3 separate regions of the Homo sapiens genome follow, and all the other regions are linked to region 1. The links are chromatin loops, found by intact Hi-C in ENCODE. Cell type or tissue: endothelial cell of umbilical vein. All regions are shown on one strand. Links, peaks and the distances in the headings refer to the core of each region. The heading gives the core; the rest is flanking DNA.

Region 1 (5,371 bases), core at 336-5,335:
TTTGACATTATTTACTGAATATAATCCCCTTAAGTCAGAGGCTGACCTCCACAGCATCCAAGCTTCCTGTGGGATCAAAAGGAATAATAAGAAACATGTTACTACTGTAAAATAAGCAAGACTGGTGTTGTGAGCAGGTTTGTTCCTATGTTGTCAAATAGACAAGCTTGCAGCAAATACTCAGCAATAACAAAATAGATGTCCAGGGACCTTTTTCCAACCGACAAGCAGACAACTCAGCAACTTCAAACAGATTTTTTTTCTTTAGGAGCCAATTCACTTGCAGTGTAGGCTGATAAAGCAGTATTAATCTCCTGCCTTAAATCAAGTTTCTGTCACTGGGCTCCATTAATCTCCCCCCTGTTATCAAGTGTCTCCATGGCAGGAAATTATATTTCTAAATTGAATTTTGTTCTGTTTCGATGTAGTAAGAAATATTTTCCAGACTACTAATAGGACGCATAAAGACTGTGACTCTGACAATACCGTTAGATAAATAAAAGCTATAAGTGAAAACCACCTTCATTCACTAGCTAGCATAATAGCAAAATAGAAAGCATTGATTACCTGGAAAGAGTAATCAAATAAAAGATTTTAAATGAAAAGTGAGGTAGCAGATGGTTAACTTTTTAATTTACCTTTTTATAGCAATTGCCCATAAAGGTAAAAAGAAAAAAAAGCAATCCAATGAGTCTCTTGGTGCTAATAAAACACATATTGATTCTTAGTGCATATGCTTACTCTACAAAATGGTCAAACTTGGGTCTACCACAGGTAATGGAGGCAGATACTGTTTATGAGCACTTCTGTGGAGGCAAATTTACAGTAAAGAAATGTCTTTGGGCTAGATTTATTATGAAAGAATGAAAACTTATAACCACACTAAGGAAGAGATTTCATTTTAGGGGCAGAGATTCACTCACAGTAAAGCCACGGCAATTCAGCCAAGTGGCAGCGCAGTCTCTAGTAGAAGCCTTCAAAATACAGTCTACCTTTTTGTTGGTGAACAATACAGTGATTGCAATAAAGTTTAGAAATTTTTTTCATTGATATAAATTGCTCTGTCCCCTCTTTTTTAACATAGGGTTCTCTTTGACAGTAGCAATTTGGGGAAAGTCTCTTCAAAGTGTAATTGAAAGCATGGCCCCAAATGTCCATTAAAACTTCCTATATTTAAAGAAACATTGCATGAAAGAAGCTTTTCATAGTGCATCAGTGTAAGGAGTTGTATAATACATGATTAATGCTACCAGTGTATCAAGATGCTTGAAGGACAAGTAGGATTTGACAAATGTACAACAGGATAGGGTTAGTTTTCCAGACAGAAGAGAGACGAAAAAACACCTCTACTCCTTTCCCATTCTAACTTCTAACCTACAGCCCTTGGACTGAAGAGGTGAGATATATGGATCAAATCATTACATTCTACTTAACTTCACTTTCAGAACATCTCAAAGTTAGAATTCATGGTAAACAAGCCATACTAGCTTCATCAATTTAAGTATTTTGATACTCCAGTAAATTAAACACTTAAAAGATATTTATAATGGGCTGGGCGCGGTGGCTCATGCTTGTAGTCCCAGCACTTTGGGAGGTCCAGGTGGGCAGATCACTCATGGCCAGGAGTTCGAGACCAACATGGCAAAGCCCTGTCTCTACGAAAAATACAAAAATTACCCAGGCATGGTGGTGCACACCTGTAATCCCAGCTACTCGGGAGTCTGAGGCACAAGAATCACTTGAACCTGGGAGGCAGAGGTTGCAGTGAGCCAAGGTTGCACCACTATCTTCCAGCCTGGGTGACAGAGCAAGACTGTCTCAAAAAAAAAAAAAAAGATATTTATAATGGGTAAATGAATAATAATTTGAAGTCACAGATCTCAACGTTTACGAAAATAAAACTAAGACTTCAAAATAATAAATATTAACCAGAACTGGAAAGCAAAATGAAGTGGAGTAAGTGACTTTCAGAAAAGGAGGAAATACAACATGTTCTTTGATATAAATACAAGCAGGTAATAAAAGAAAGTCGGCATTGGAAAAACATACATCCTCCTCCTTTACCCTGTGAGCAGACCTTACTTATATGCGTGAGAAAGAAAGAAACTGCAGCATCCAAAAGTAGAGGTCATAAGTCACATTCCTTAAGAGCAACCAACTGAGAAAGATAAGTTTGGAAAACTATGAAGCATATTTTTTATTTTTACTGTTTAACATAATTTTGACAGGAGAGCAGACAAAAACACACTCCTGGGAGGAATGGCGGCAAAAGAGAATGACAATTATTATTTTTCTATATGCTGCAATGTGACAATGTATTTTGCAAAAACAACCACACCAGATGTCTAGCCTCTGGACTCACTTTTTACTAGGATGGCCAGCCATCTCATCAAGTGCAATGTACACATCGAGGATTTACACCATGCTCCGTTTAATGCCTAAAGGTTTGGTGGGGTTCCACATGGAATTAACTTGATTCTGAAATTGGGACTATTCACGGCAGTCCCAATTTTAAGCTGAGTCCATCTGCCAAAATGTTGCTTCAGATGTGAAATGTACTTGCTGGTGGCTAATTTTCAAAAGCATCTCGTAGTCACTTACTGGTATGTAAAATGTACAGCTCAATTGCTATTCATTAAGAGAGAAAAAATCAACATTGCCTAAATGGATTAAAAACAGAAGTCACAGACAAGGATGTAAAAGCACTTTGATTTTTCAATAGAGAGATTTTTATACATTTATTGGCATTCTCCAGCATCAGTCATCTCCCAGGCTGAATGCTCAAGATTTTCATTTTCACCATTAAATGGTCCCTGTTTAAATGGATCTCCTTACTTGGCAAAACATATTTACACATCCAGTTGTGCCAGCTCTAAGGCTTCTAGTTCTAAACGTCTATAGGGAAAAAAGAGAAGTGTTAGGAGGTGACTTCACCTTGCCTTTCCCTGAGATCTGATAAAAACTGCTCAACCACACACAAGAACAGCAGGATGTGGTCAGAGGCGTCGTTCCTCCTCTGTGAGACACAGTTTCCTCAGGAAGGAAATCTTAAGAAAGGTATCAGGAAACTATGGACTATGCCAGTCAGCTGTTAAGGGCTCAGAAACTCTTAAGGGAGCAAAATGTTCAACCACGCTCTTTTTCTGAATAGAGAAATCAAATCCCGAGATCAGCCAGGGAGAAAAAGAAAAAGATCAAAAGGGGTATTCTATCTCTAGCTCCAAAACAAATAGCACTCGTTTTCAGTTTTTAAAATGTGCGTGTCTTTAGTCATTTCCCAGGATGGCTTTAAACATGTTGACAGTTTTGCCTCGAACAATGGTGCTGGACTCACCATGGGCATGTTTTCCAAGCCATTTTCTATGAATGTCAAATTGCCCAGGATGCTTCTTTATGGACACCTCACTTCCAGAAGACACCAATCCTTAAAGCTTGAGCTGAATAGGAGAACAGATGCTTAATTTTAAAGTATCACTTCAATTTCTAGCTGAGTAGAAGGGACAACTCCCAGGGCTAATATAAAGTGTCTTTGAAGATCCAACTTCATAAATGACTAGTTAATCAAGTGTAAAAGTTTAAGGAGGGAAGAAAGTTCACTCACATAGCTTCTTAATACCCATCTGGTTCCAAATAGCCTATATTTATATTAAAGGGCGGAAGATAATAACTTTTTTTTGTTTATGTCATTCTTAAGATACAGCAAGACCTATAATCTCCTAGAATTCCTTAAACTAAACTCTTCAAGAACATTACCAATCCATTGCGTGCTGAGGACAAAACAGGATACAAATAAACTAAAAGAACAGGGTCCTTGACGTTAGCACAGTTTTAAGAGTTTTTAATTCATTGCTTTCATTTAAAAATTTGGAGGTTTCCCACGAATATCCAGATTTATGTTTGTTTGTTTGTTTTAATGAGAAGATCCAGCCACAGTAGGTTCTCATTCCCATCTGGCAACAACTGACTGGTACTGAGTGGCTGCTGCTTAATCCTGGATAATCTCTAAAATCCTTCCAGAAACAAAATCCTGGGTGTCTAAATATGATGCAGCAAGTTTGTTGTTAAACTTTGAATTCAAATGGCATGAACAAAATAGACTTCCCAAGCATGAAACTTAGAATACGTCTATGAAGTAAAGTGAATTTCTGAATTGTGATAATTTAAAATAAAAAGGCTGGAGTCAGTAGTGCTACACGAGATTGGGCAAAGACACCAAAGAAACACACACAGACATTGAAATGTACTTCACTGGACCCCTTGATTTGATTAGATGTTGGAATATGAGATCAAAATTGTGTCCTGAAGGACAAAGAAGAGGATGGCATAACTGGGGGATAAAAGGAAGGAGTAAGCAATCCTTATGAGCATGGTAGAGAGAAAACGGGGAGGTTACATCCTGGGAAGACCAAGAAATGAGAAGAAATGCCTTCAGGAATTTTTGTTTAATTCCTGTATTAAAGCAAACTCTACACATAAAAGTCCTATAGATAAATTACTACTGTAATTTTGTGTAGACTGACAAAGAAAAAGACTCAAATTACCAAAATCAGGAAAAAAAGAAAGATCACTATCAATCTTACAGAAATAAAAAGCATTACAAAGGAATACTATGAAAAACCATATACCAATAAATTAGATAACTTAGATGAAATGGAAAAACTCCTAGAAAATGCAAACACAAAACAAGACTCAAGAAGAAATAGAAAATCTCAGTAAATCTGTAACAGATAAAAAGCGTAAGTTACTAATTTTAAATTTACCATGAAGAAAATCTCAGGACCAGACAGCTTCTCTGAGTGAATTCTACCACTCATTGAAACAATACCAATTCTTTGCAGTTTTCTAAAAAAAAAAATAGAACAAGAGGGAACACTTCCCAACTCATTCTATGAGGCCAGTATTATTGTGATACCAGAACCAGGCAAAAGCATCACAAAAAAGAAAACTATAAGCCAAGGTTCCTTGTAAATATAAGTTAGAAAATCTTCTATAAAATACTAGCAAACTTACCCAGCAACATATAAAAAGGATTATACACCATGACCAAGTGGGATTTATCCAAGTAATGCAAGTTAACAAAGTTTGTTTACAAACAAAAATCAGTGTAATAAACCATATAAACAGAATAAATGACAAAGACCTCGTGATCATTTCAATAGACACAGTAAAAGTATTGTATCTAACAAAGTCCAACAACCCTTCTGGATAAAACCACTTACCAAACTGGGAATGGAATAGAAGATGCCTTAGTCTATTTGTGCTGCTATAATAAAATACCATAGACTGGGTAATTTATAAACAATAAAAATTTATTTCTCACAGGTCTGGAGGCTGGGAAGGCCTCATTCTGTGTCTGTGAAGCCCTCCTTGC
Region 2 (5,371 bases), core at 333-5,332, 180 kb before region 1:
GTTCTGTGACTGCAAACCTACACTCATCCAATCTGCCTCCAGACGATGCTAACGCTATGAACACAAACATGCTGACAGGCAGTCACATTTCCATGAGATCATATTCATAAGGGTGCATAATCACATGCTATGATGAGCATAATCACAGTGCTAGAAGATGACGTGAGCATTTATGGATTTGGATTAAGTAGTGTTTTAAAGTCAAAGACCTAAAGGACAGAAACGCAAGAATCCCTATACATAATCATTTCAAGAAACTATAGAATTTAAGCCTGTTTAGTGAAATCAGGAGGAATTCTACTATCACTGCTGAAAAACTTTATTCCAGGCAGGACATAAAGCCTCTGATTTCTGCTTTTGCCTAAATCTCCAGAAGTACCTACAATGTTCATGATGGGAGATGTGTATTCTACCCTCAGGTAACTTGGCAATTAAACTTGAATGTCATTGCTGCCCAATTACTGCCTTCAAATGTGTTCGTTTATTTACTTACCCAATTATTTCCTCAACATTCAACTATCTCAAAATTAAAAGTGAAAAATGAAAGTGGAATTTGAGTCACATTCACAACAAGTGAATACTTTAGGCTGAAAAATATGTTCATATATAAAACAGTCAATTAAATTTGAATTCAGCTGAACCAGTGGACTTTATAAGTCACCCTTAGGGTGGACACTTCTCAGGTAATGGACATCCATGCTGAATGTTCTTTTTCATTTTGTTTACAAATGAAACCAAATAGCTTCAAATCCATTAAAAGAGCCAATATATTATGGTAATATATTGTTAAGAGACATAATCCAAATGCTTCTGAATATAAATTCTCTGTTATTGGTGTCATTAATATCTGCATGATTCTAGACTTATTTTCATACTTCTTTTTCTTTTTTATTTTGCCAGAAACACCTGAAATTTAAGAAAATCCATCAAGGAGGATATGCAAAGCAAGAATATTAGGTGTTACACAACCAGAAGACAAGAGCAGAGAGGCAAAAAGAACCAACATAGAACTAGTAAAAGCAACAGTATAGCCTGGACAGTTCAAGGGATATGCTGACGCTTATATTGCTAAGAAATTTACCATGGTCTAATTTAACCTTCAAGAACAGCAACAGTTAAGAGCACTACTAGTGGTCTCCTTGAAAGGGCAAGATCGAACTCTATCACAGTCCCTGATCATTTCTAAAACAAGTTTCCCCTGAAAAATGGAAAGAAAGCTGTGCTTCAAAAAGCTCACTAATGAAACATCCTCTCTCTCTCTCTCTAAGAAAAGAGCTTCACAGGGGGAACCAAGATAAACATACACATACATACATAATATATCTATCAGGAAAGAAATCCTATTCTCTCCTTCCCATTTTTTTTCTTGCTGCACACCCTTAATAGTATCATTTACTCAGCTTTAATAAACCTTTCAGATATTTTTGTAAACAAAGGTCATCTAACATAAATTGGTATAATAATTCTTGAATCTGAAAAGGGTAAAATTGTAAGCCATTCTCCCACAGGACCGTTGTTTCTTAGGCACTGCTTCTCAGCTATTCAATTAAACTAGAAGGCAGAAAAGCACCCCATGCAGCACTTAGTCTTGCACTCCTCCTGCATCCAAGTAAGCCTGGATATGCCAAGTTTCTGAGCAATTGATTCAGAACCAATTTGTGGCAAAGAAATGCTCTCCCGCTACTTAGAGTGGAAAGATCTCTCCATGCACTTTTGTCTAGACAGTCTCAACTACAGGAATATAATGTGTTCGCTGGCCCTACAGTGATTTATTAAATGCCAAATCCATACAGCACAGGCACTAAAGCTTAAGAAATGGAAAAACAGCTTACCCAGTGGACTTGTAATGACTTATTAAGATTATGTTGGCAGCAAGACTTAGACAGTATCAGTAAATAATAGTGAGCTATCAAACAACTTTGGTTGAAATGGTAATGTTTAGAAATATCCCATTTAAGGTGGGGAAATGCATCCGCTGGGAATTAGTGACATGGAAAATATTCCCATGCAGTGATGTGAAAGAATCTCAGGTCCACTACAGCAATTCTGCTGGGAATGTCAGTTTCCTTTAAAAAATAAAAATAACCCAGAACTAAAACTCAGTTTTAAAAAAGAAAGGTACAGGCCAAAATCTACCCAAGAAAAAACAATTTTTTTAACTATAAAAAACCAAGTACCTTTTTCTATTTTTAGTTCATAAATCGAAAAAATCAGATGCTTATTATAAAATGTAAAATTGTGTATAAATATATTATTATATTTATATTTTCCATTGAGGATCCTATTACAAATAGACTGCTTCTCAAAAATTCCCTAATCAAATGCTACATGCCAGCAGACATTTCAAATAATTATAATGGAGAAAAAAAGAAGGTGAAAAAAATGTGTTTTCTGTTAAAAAGAAAAATCTTGTTTGATGATAAAAATACCTTTTGCTAGATGTTTGCTAAATACAGTTTTTCCATATGATCAGAATCAAGGTATGATGTTACCAGATATTTATCAATTATCTCAGCTATCCAGCAATGAGAAAAAAAATGTAATTGTTCTTTTGCAAACCATAAAATATACTTTTAAAAGGCAGCATATGATACGTGAAACTGACCATTACAGTACTTCCAGCAATATACATTATTCATGAAGGTATTAACTACTACTAATTTCTAACTTATATCAATATAAGAAGCACTATTGCTAAGAAAATAGATGTTTATTTACTTTCTGTAGAGGATATTATTCAGAAATCATCTAAAAATCCATTAATCTTTAGAGGAAAAAACCATTCTTTTTTATCAATTTGATGCAGCCGAAGCAATTTCCTCAAAATAATATATGACTGATTTCCTCAAATTGTTCTTTTTAATATTTAAACATTCATGATATCCAAAAATTGTAATGAGCTACTTGACAACTATTAGATACATATATTATTTCTCTAAAGTTCTTCAAGTTTTTCCTACGGAAGAAAAACAGGAAGCTGTGAGAGTGCCATGGGTCTTGTCATTGCCTCGTGCCTCCTGCCCGTCACACTCCATGTTGGAGCAGGCGACCAGAACTGGCCCGCGAGACTTTCTCAAGGGTGTACCAGGTGGCAGGTTCAAGGCAATTTGAAGTTTATTATTTTGCTATTCCTAAAAGAAACCATTTAAGGGGTGGCACTCAATGAGGTTAAATGAAATTATTGAGGAAACCAAAATTGAAAAGCCTACTGGAATAAACTTCAGAGTCCTGACCTCATGATCCACCTACCTCGGCCTCCCAAAGTGCTGGGATTACAGCCGTGAGCCACCACGTCACACCTGAGCTTTTCAAACAGGAAAAAAATTTTAATTCAGGTATTTTAAGTAACATTGGCCAAAACCAGGTATTTTAAGTAAACTTTGGCCACAACCAGTGTTTAGTGTTTTTTTCTGCTTTTCACAAAGATTCACGTTGGAAAACAACAATTTTAGTTTAATTTTTAGAACTTTAGATTTTAAATTTAAACTGAATTTAAATTTCAGTGGGATCGGAGGGTGTGCAGTGACAGGAAAAACTATGAGTTGTATTCCAAAAATATTTGGGATACTTATTAGGAATGACCTCAGTACTATATTTTTTAAGTAACAACCTTCTGCGTAATATTACATAATAAGAAAAAACTATACTTTGATTATTTCAAGGTAACAACAGAAAAGTTGACGTTCTGGTGGAAATTTGTTATGAATGTTATTTATTGGTTGACTAATTTTGAATTTTTTTTCTAATATTTTTCTCTGGAGGCTGAGGTATCCATCAAGATTCTAGAACAACAGATGGACATTGGCCCATGCTAGGGCAAACACATAACTGTAAAATTTCAGAACACCTGGGACCAAAAAAAAGGCCGATTTCAAATGGCATTTCACTTCTCAACGGCAACATTGTTAGAAAGTAATATAACAGTGCCTTCAAAATAAATCCCAACATATAATACTATTCTTAACCAAAAGGATAATCAGGAGTGAATGTGGAACAAATTCATTTCCACATATGCAAACTCTCAATCCATTTACCATCCAGGTAGTAAGCTTTCTCATGGAGTTCCCACCAAAATATAGGAGTAAACAAATATAGAGGAACACGTGGGACCCCAGAGACAGACAGAAGATCACTCATAGCAAAGCAATGGCAAGGATCCTAGGAGGAAGGAGACGGGAGAAACCCAAGACACAGGCTGGACAGCAGGTCCAGAGAAGTGAAATGATTGGATAATATATTGAGTTGAGAATTACACAATGGGAGAAGTTAGAAGATAAATTAGTGTAAATTAGGTAAATACAAAGAAAATTGAGCAAACCTAAAACCAAGCAATTTTCAATCCAAGAAAACAAAAACAAAAAATAGGAAGCAAAATGAGTGATATTTTATATGTTACCTGGCTCAACAATGATTAGCATTTGCATGATCCTCAGAACATAGACGATCAAAGAGTGATTAAGCTGAAAGTGAAATGTAACTAAATTTAAAGGTTTCAGCAGGAAGTATTCATGTGTATGGTTAGGGATTATGGTTATAAGATTTAGCAAATAAAAATACAGGGCACCCACTTAAATGTGAATTTCAAATAGTTAATAATTTGGGAGGTTCCAAGTATTTTATAGATAGTAGTAGAGGGATGAAAACACCTATATCCTCATATTCCATAGTAGAGAATCAAAACTAAAAAAATCAGTAAATAGCATTATAAGTCCAATAAGCAAATAGCAACATATTTGAAATGGGTTGCCTCTGACGAGCAAGAAATTATGACAAGGGGGATTCAGGTGGTATTGTTTATTATACCAATTATATGTTTTTAACAATTTTGTTCTTTCCATGCACATAGAATCCGATCAAAATACAAACTAAATTATTTAATAACTGAAGCAAATATGACAAAATGTTATAATTTGAAAAAGCAGCATACATAGATGTTTATTGTTTTATTCTCAATTTTTTTTCTTGGAAATAATCAGAGCTATCTAAGGAAATTTCGACAAATATTTAAAGACTAATGTTTTGCAAGGTTTCCATATTATTAAACTATTTGGGATTATCGTGATGAAAATTACGGAATAATTTGCAGTCATGTCTTTTTATTTACTTATTCATTCCACATATATTTATTGTTTACCTATGATGTTGGAGAAGCAGACAAGGTTACAGCAAATCAGTTTGCTAGCCACAAAACAGCAAGTATAGACAGATCAACAATGGAAAATTTCACTCCATTCAAGGCAGCTCACGACATGACAAGTCACTCCTCCCTTCCCCAGAGGTCCTACAGACTCATATATTCTTGAGTACAGAAGTGGCACAGGAACTCCTTGAGGGTAGTAACCCACTTCCATTATCTTTAAGGAATCCTTCC
Region 3 (5,371 bases), core at 359-5,358, 66 kb after region 1:
GTATAACATTAATAATCAAGACCCTGCTATTAACACTCCTAATTACTTAAAAAAGTTAGCCTCTAATCAACCAAGCAATTAAACAAAATGTAAATATATATAGTATTAAACTGAGAAACAAAAGTTTCAAGCTCTTTAATATTAAAATAGTATTCCCACCTCTGGTGAGATGCACAATGAAGGGTATATCCTCAATGTGAGCATATTCTTACTTATTCTTATTTATTCAATATTTTCCATCTTTCTAGATTTCATTAAAATACACAAATACAAAAAAATTAATAATATTTTAAAAATCTAAACAAAAATCATGTCATAGTAAGGGGGGGTGCTGCTAGGAGATGCAAGCATAAATATAGATATACCTCATACACATTTTTTTTTCTTTTTTAAGTGATAGGATCTTGCTCTGTCACTCAGGCTAGAGGGCAGTAATGTCATCTTGGCTCACTGTAGCCTCAACCTCCAGAGCTCAAGTGATCCTCCCACCTCAGCCTCCAGAATAGCTAGGACTGTAGCCACACAAAACTAGGCCTGGCTAATTTTTTTATTTTTTATAGAGATGAGGTCTCACTATGTTGCCCAGGCTTGTCTCGAACTCCTGGCCTCAAGCAATCCCCCTGCCTTAGTCTCCCAAAGCACTGGAATACAATTGTTACTAGATCTTTCCACTTTGTCATATATATCTGAAAGGAGTGACAAACCTCACCAGATATAGTATTCACAGATAAGAATCATGTTTATGGTTCTCTTATCAAAGGCAATCATTGCTTAATAAAGATTCTATGACTTCATTACCCTTAATTGAGGGTAGGCCTCCAGTGTAAAATAAAATAATAAACATGCTACAAGGTGAACAATCTAAAAAAAGATTCTAAAAATATTTTCACTCACTGGCAAATCATATAGGTTTAAAAATTAAGTGTTTAACTATTATAATCTTCTAGAGCTTAACATGACTTACATTAAAAATCAAGTAAGTTCTTCCTCGACACAATTAATTTTGCATATAGTATGAAGAACATTAGACTTGAAATTAGGAGGCTTGGGTTTTGGCCCCAGTTTTGCCATTAACTCTTTAGGATTAGTGTCATTTCATGTAAAATGAGAGGGTAGAATTTAAAATTTCTAAGTATGAATATGTAAGAACTCAACTCCTGACTTTATTTCCAAGAATTCAATCTCTTTTTTTTGTACACTATAGTATCTTAAGTTTCAAAAGGTAAAATTATGTCGCTTGCTAATAAGTTTCCAATTCCCTTTATATATCTGAAACTAAGAACCTATTTTTATAGAAAACTACCCAATACAACTAACTTTTGTGCTGTGCTTTTCATTTTACAAAATGCTAATAACAATTCTGTATGGGAGGTATTATTATTCCAATTCTACAGAAAACTGAGTTCGAAGAATTGTTAAACATAACCCTTTTTAAAATAATCCACATTTTACTAAATCTATAGTTTAAAAAATGGCTCAGTGAACATTGTTTCTTATAGTTAAATTGATTCTGAAGATGTCTTGGAATTATAATTCAGCTAAACAAAAAGGGAGGGGGGCAGTTTAGTATTGTTCAACCAGAAGCTGCTACTTGTAAGCAACAGAACTAGAATTCATATGATATTTTCTAACTCCAAATACCTCATATAACATATTAAAACACCAAGCCATATTAAATCTTAAAGTCATATTATGACTTTGAACAGTGAAATTTAAAACATATGCAAAGATTTTTAAATAATACATATAGAGGAGAGGTAATAATAAATAAAAATAAGGCCGAGAGTGGTGGCTCATACCTGTAATCCCAGCACTTTGGGAGGCCGAGGCAGACAGATCACCTGAGGTCAGGAGTTTGAGACCATCCTGGCCAACATGGTGAAACCCCGTCTCTACTAAAAATACAAAAATTATCTGGGCATGGTGGCGCACCCCTGTAATCCCAGCTACTGAGGAGGCCAAGGCAGGAGAATTGCTCGAACCCAGGAGGCAGAGGTTGCAGTGAGCCGAGATCATACCACTGCGCTCCAGCCTGGGTGACAGAGTGAGACTTCGTCTCAATAAATAAATAAATAAATAATCAAGTTATACAGTCAAAAAAATATCAAAAGGTCGAACAAACTTACTGGATCCCAAAAGTATGTGGAAAGCTTAAACACTGGCATTTCTTTTCTCTATTAGAATTCTTTAATATTACACTTTAAAAACATGAAAGAGCAATTTTTGCAAATATCTTCATTTAAGCTTATATTTCTAATCAAATTTCTCAAAATGCATATGCCCAATTTATACTATCAGCTGAAGTGCTCTCGATTTTTTAGGAACCAACTCAGCACAGCTAGCACAATTATCAAAATAATCCTTTCTAATTCAAAATTTAACATTTGATTGTTTTATTAACTTAAACGTTTTATCTGCTATGATACTGTAATAGTAAAAGTTTTTCTACAAGTGCCAGAAGAATTTAGAGTAACTAGCAAACTATCAGGGCCAAGTTACAAACAATGGTTAAGGTAAAAACTGAAATACTCACTTTATTATTTTGTGTCACAAGAATACTCCCACCCCCAGGTTTCAAAGGCACCTCTTCCATTGCTCCAAACACATCAGTCTCAACAGAAAAAGTTAGTTCTAGACCCAGATCACTTATATCATTATCTAAAATCCATTGCAAATTTTTCGCATATTCTGGATCAATGGATGCCACATCTTGGTAATTTACAGGAATACCTAAAAAATGCAAACATACAGCAGTTATAGTCTGGTTTTGCCTTCCCTTATCTATTTAATGGTAAAATACTGCCCTCTACAGATATTCTGAAAAACTGCAAAATATAATACAATCCTACACACAGCATATTTTAAATGGATTCCTGAATTTGAAAGTCTGTTAAATTAATTCTGTGTTTCTTTCACATTGTTACAATGTAATCTTTCTTTGAAATAACTATTCAGGAAGTTATTATAAACTTCAAAAATGCCAATTATCTTAAGTATACTCACACTGAAATGTATTCTTAGCATAAAAATACACACACAAAAATTGAAAAAAAAAAAAAAAGGCTAACTTAACTAGAGGTGTTTGGAAAAAAAAAAGGTAGGTCATTTTTTTCTCCTTCAAACCCCGAATGGCTTACATATACAGATGGGCTCCAATCAAAATAAAAATTATCTCATCCAAAATACTACTGCTTATCTAGTTTTCCTCAAACTGAAAAAAAAACAATATAAATAAATGTCTGCAGAAATAATAATAGAGCCATACCAAGAATGTGCTTGTAGAAGGATCGTGTGAAGTAAATATTGACCAGCTGCCTGTGGTTCAACGCTAATCCCAAGATCTGCCCAGCAAACCGAAAATAGTTCAAGTGATCAGGATTTACATAAGAGTTGCTATTAGGCTGAAAAGTTGTTCCTATTGAAATAAATACAAAATAATATATTATTAAGAATCTATATGCAGAAGAAAGATTACTTCGATGCAGATAAACTAATTCACATACAACTTCAGCAAAGCTAAGGTTACATTATGTATAAACTTCCAGAGAAATGTTCTTTGTGGAAAATATAACAAGTGGTAAGTAGAATTGGAAGTATAGATGATAATCATTTATTCATACATATTTGTCACAGTAATCTATGGCAGAGAGAAAATTTTAGAGTACTTTTGACTGAAATTAGTTGGAAGATCATCAGAGACACTCTGGAAATAATACAGCAGAGGATCATATACACATACACATACACACACACACACGCACATATACACAGTTTCCTAGGCAGTATGGCAATAGGCTGTTCGCTAGGACAGACATTATCCCATTCATCTGTATGTGCCAGTGCAGTAAGTATTTGCTAGTTTTTGCTGCTTCAGGAGTAGAACACTATGAGAATAACTAAAAACTGTAAATGTACAACTGCTCTTAAGTGACAGGCCTAGTCAATGAACTTGATGCCTGTTAACAATGATTAGAAAATCACCTCAGTCCACAAGGTAACCAAGTCTTTCTAATGGCAAACAATTAAGTTTAAACAATTACCTCTGAGGTGAAAGTAAAAATGGCAAGGGCAATAAGTTACCAATTACTATGAAAATCCAGTGCAATGGAATATGAATCCACTTTTATAAAATATCTAGAATAGGCAAATTTATAGATAGGTAAAGTAGATTAGTAGTTACCTAAGGCTGAGGAAAGGGGATATGGGAGATATTGCTTAACGGGTACAGAATTTCTGCTTGGGGTGATGAAAAAGCTCTGAAAATAGATAGTGGCCGATGGTTGCACAACACTGTGAATGTACTTAAATGCCACTGAATTGTACACTTTCAATAATATAAATGGTAAATTTATATGTGTATTTCACCACCGTAAAAAAAAAGTCTCAAAAAAAAAATACTACTAGTTAAAAGTTAAAACCTAATGCCAAAACCTCAACTTTAAATAACTTTCTTTTCCTATTTTTCCTATTTTTCTGTGATGGTCACTAATTCATATTACAAATTTACTCATCCATTCAACAAACACATAATGAGCTCATGCTATATACTACTATTGTAAATGCCTGGGCTAAAAGAAACAACGGATAAACCTAATGAAATAGCATCAAAGAAAAACAAAAGGTAGAAATGTATTGGAAAGTGAAATCTTTAGTCATTTTGACAATAATTCACTCTGTGTTTCACTGGTCTTTGATTTCTCGGTGCTGACACCAGGTTAACCTGCTGACTAGTTTATTTAGATATAAGGTATAAATTTGCAAGCCTATGGGAATAACCTAAATAAGTCATGTGAGTCTCATCATTCACTGTTAAGGACCTTTGGAGAATAATTCACTGTCATGAAGCAAGACCTGGTATTAAAAGCCAAAGCAAAGCTTTGTGAGATAAAGGCAGACTTCAAAGACAAATATAATCATAATCCCAAAAATATAATATTCTGAGAATAATCACAAATATTTTTTACCTGTTAAAATAATGAATGATTACAGCTATGGACCAACAAAGATTTCTGATGATTCTACTTTCCTCCCCTAGCTCTGTGTTTAATTCCTTCTCTAATTACTTTCTGAGAAATCTAGATGCTTAAAAAGAATAGATAAGGAGACTTTTTTAAAAAAAAAAAAGGAAACATATAGGGAGAAAATCTTCAGAAAAGGAGTAACAGTTTTTAACTTGAAAATTTTAAATAGAATTAAAAGTTTATGATAAATTTTAAGTTCAAAAAATATATATAGCTGTGATTCCCCCAACTATTTTCATGCTCTCAGAAAAATCCTAGTATACAATAATATCATTTTCATGTAATAATAATAGCATATAATATTTATACTTTCTATATGCCAGGCACCAACTAAGCATTTTCACATATCA

Evidence for each region. Peaks named below come from ENCODE experiments on the same cell type or tissue, not always from the same donor. Only the 100,000 strongest peaks of a DNase experiment are listed, where the experiment ranks them.
Region 2: it touches region 1 in a loop (10-fold over the local background); 3 of 110 quality-filtered maps call a loop at or near these places.
Region 3: a loop joins it to region 1, with 5 times the contacts of the local background. A loop is called at or near these places in 4 of 110 quality-filtered maps.

The regions. Positions count from the first base shown.
Region 1 is chr6:104,702,285-104,707,655 of GRCh38, forward strand. No RefSeq gene overlaps it. Among named protein-coding and RNA genes, the nearest start is that of HACE1, 150 kb to the right of the region's middle. RefSeq lists a silencer at 107-307. In endothelial cell of umbilical vein, for the core only: no CTCF peak of the experiment used is centred there; DNase peaks (open chromatin) are centred at 2,097 and 2,997; H3K27ac peaks cover 3,696 bases.
Region 2 is chr6:104,519,709-104,525,079 of GRCh38, forward strand. All of the region lies in intron 1 of LOC105377918 (a long non-coding RNA gene), which reads right to left. Among named protein-coding and RNA genes, the nearest start is that of HACE1, 340 kb to the right of the region's middle. In endothelial cell of umbilical vein, for the core only: no CTCF peak of the experiment used is centred there; a DNase peak (open chromatin) is centred at 2,903; H3K27ac peaks cover 799 bases.
Region 3 is chr6:104,768,660-104,774,030 of GRCh38, forward strand. It overlaps HACE1 (HECT domain and ankyrin repeat containing E3 ubiquitin protein ligase 1), which reads right to left. Exons shown (of 24, transcript NM_020771.4): 18 at 3,266-3,415; 19 at 2,534-2,730. Among named protein-coding and RNA genes, the nearest start is that of HACE1, 89 kb to the right of the region's middle. In endothelial cell of umbilical vein, for the core only: a CTCF peak has its summit at 2,790 (motif pointing left); a DNase peak (open chromatin) is centred at 2,792.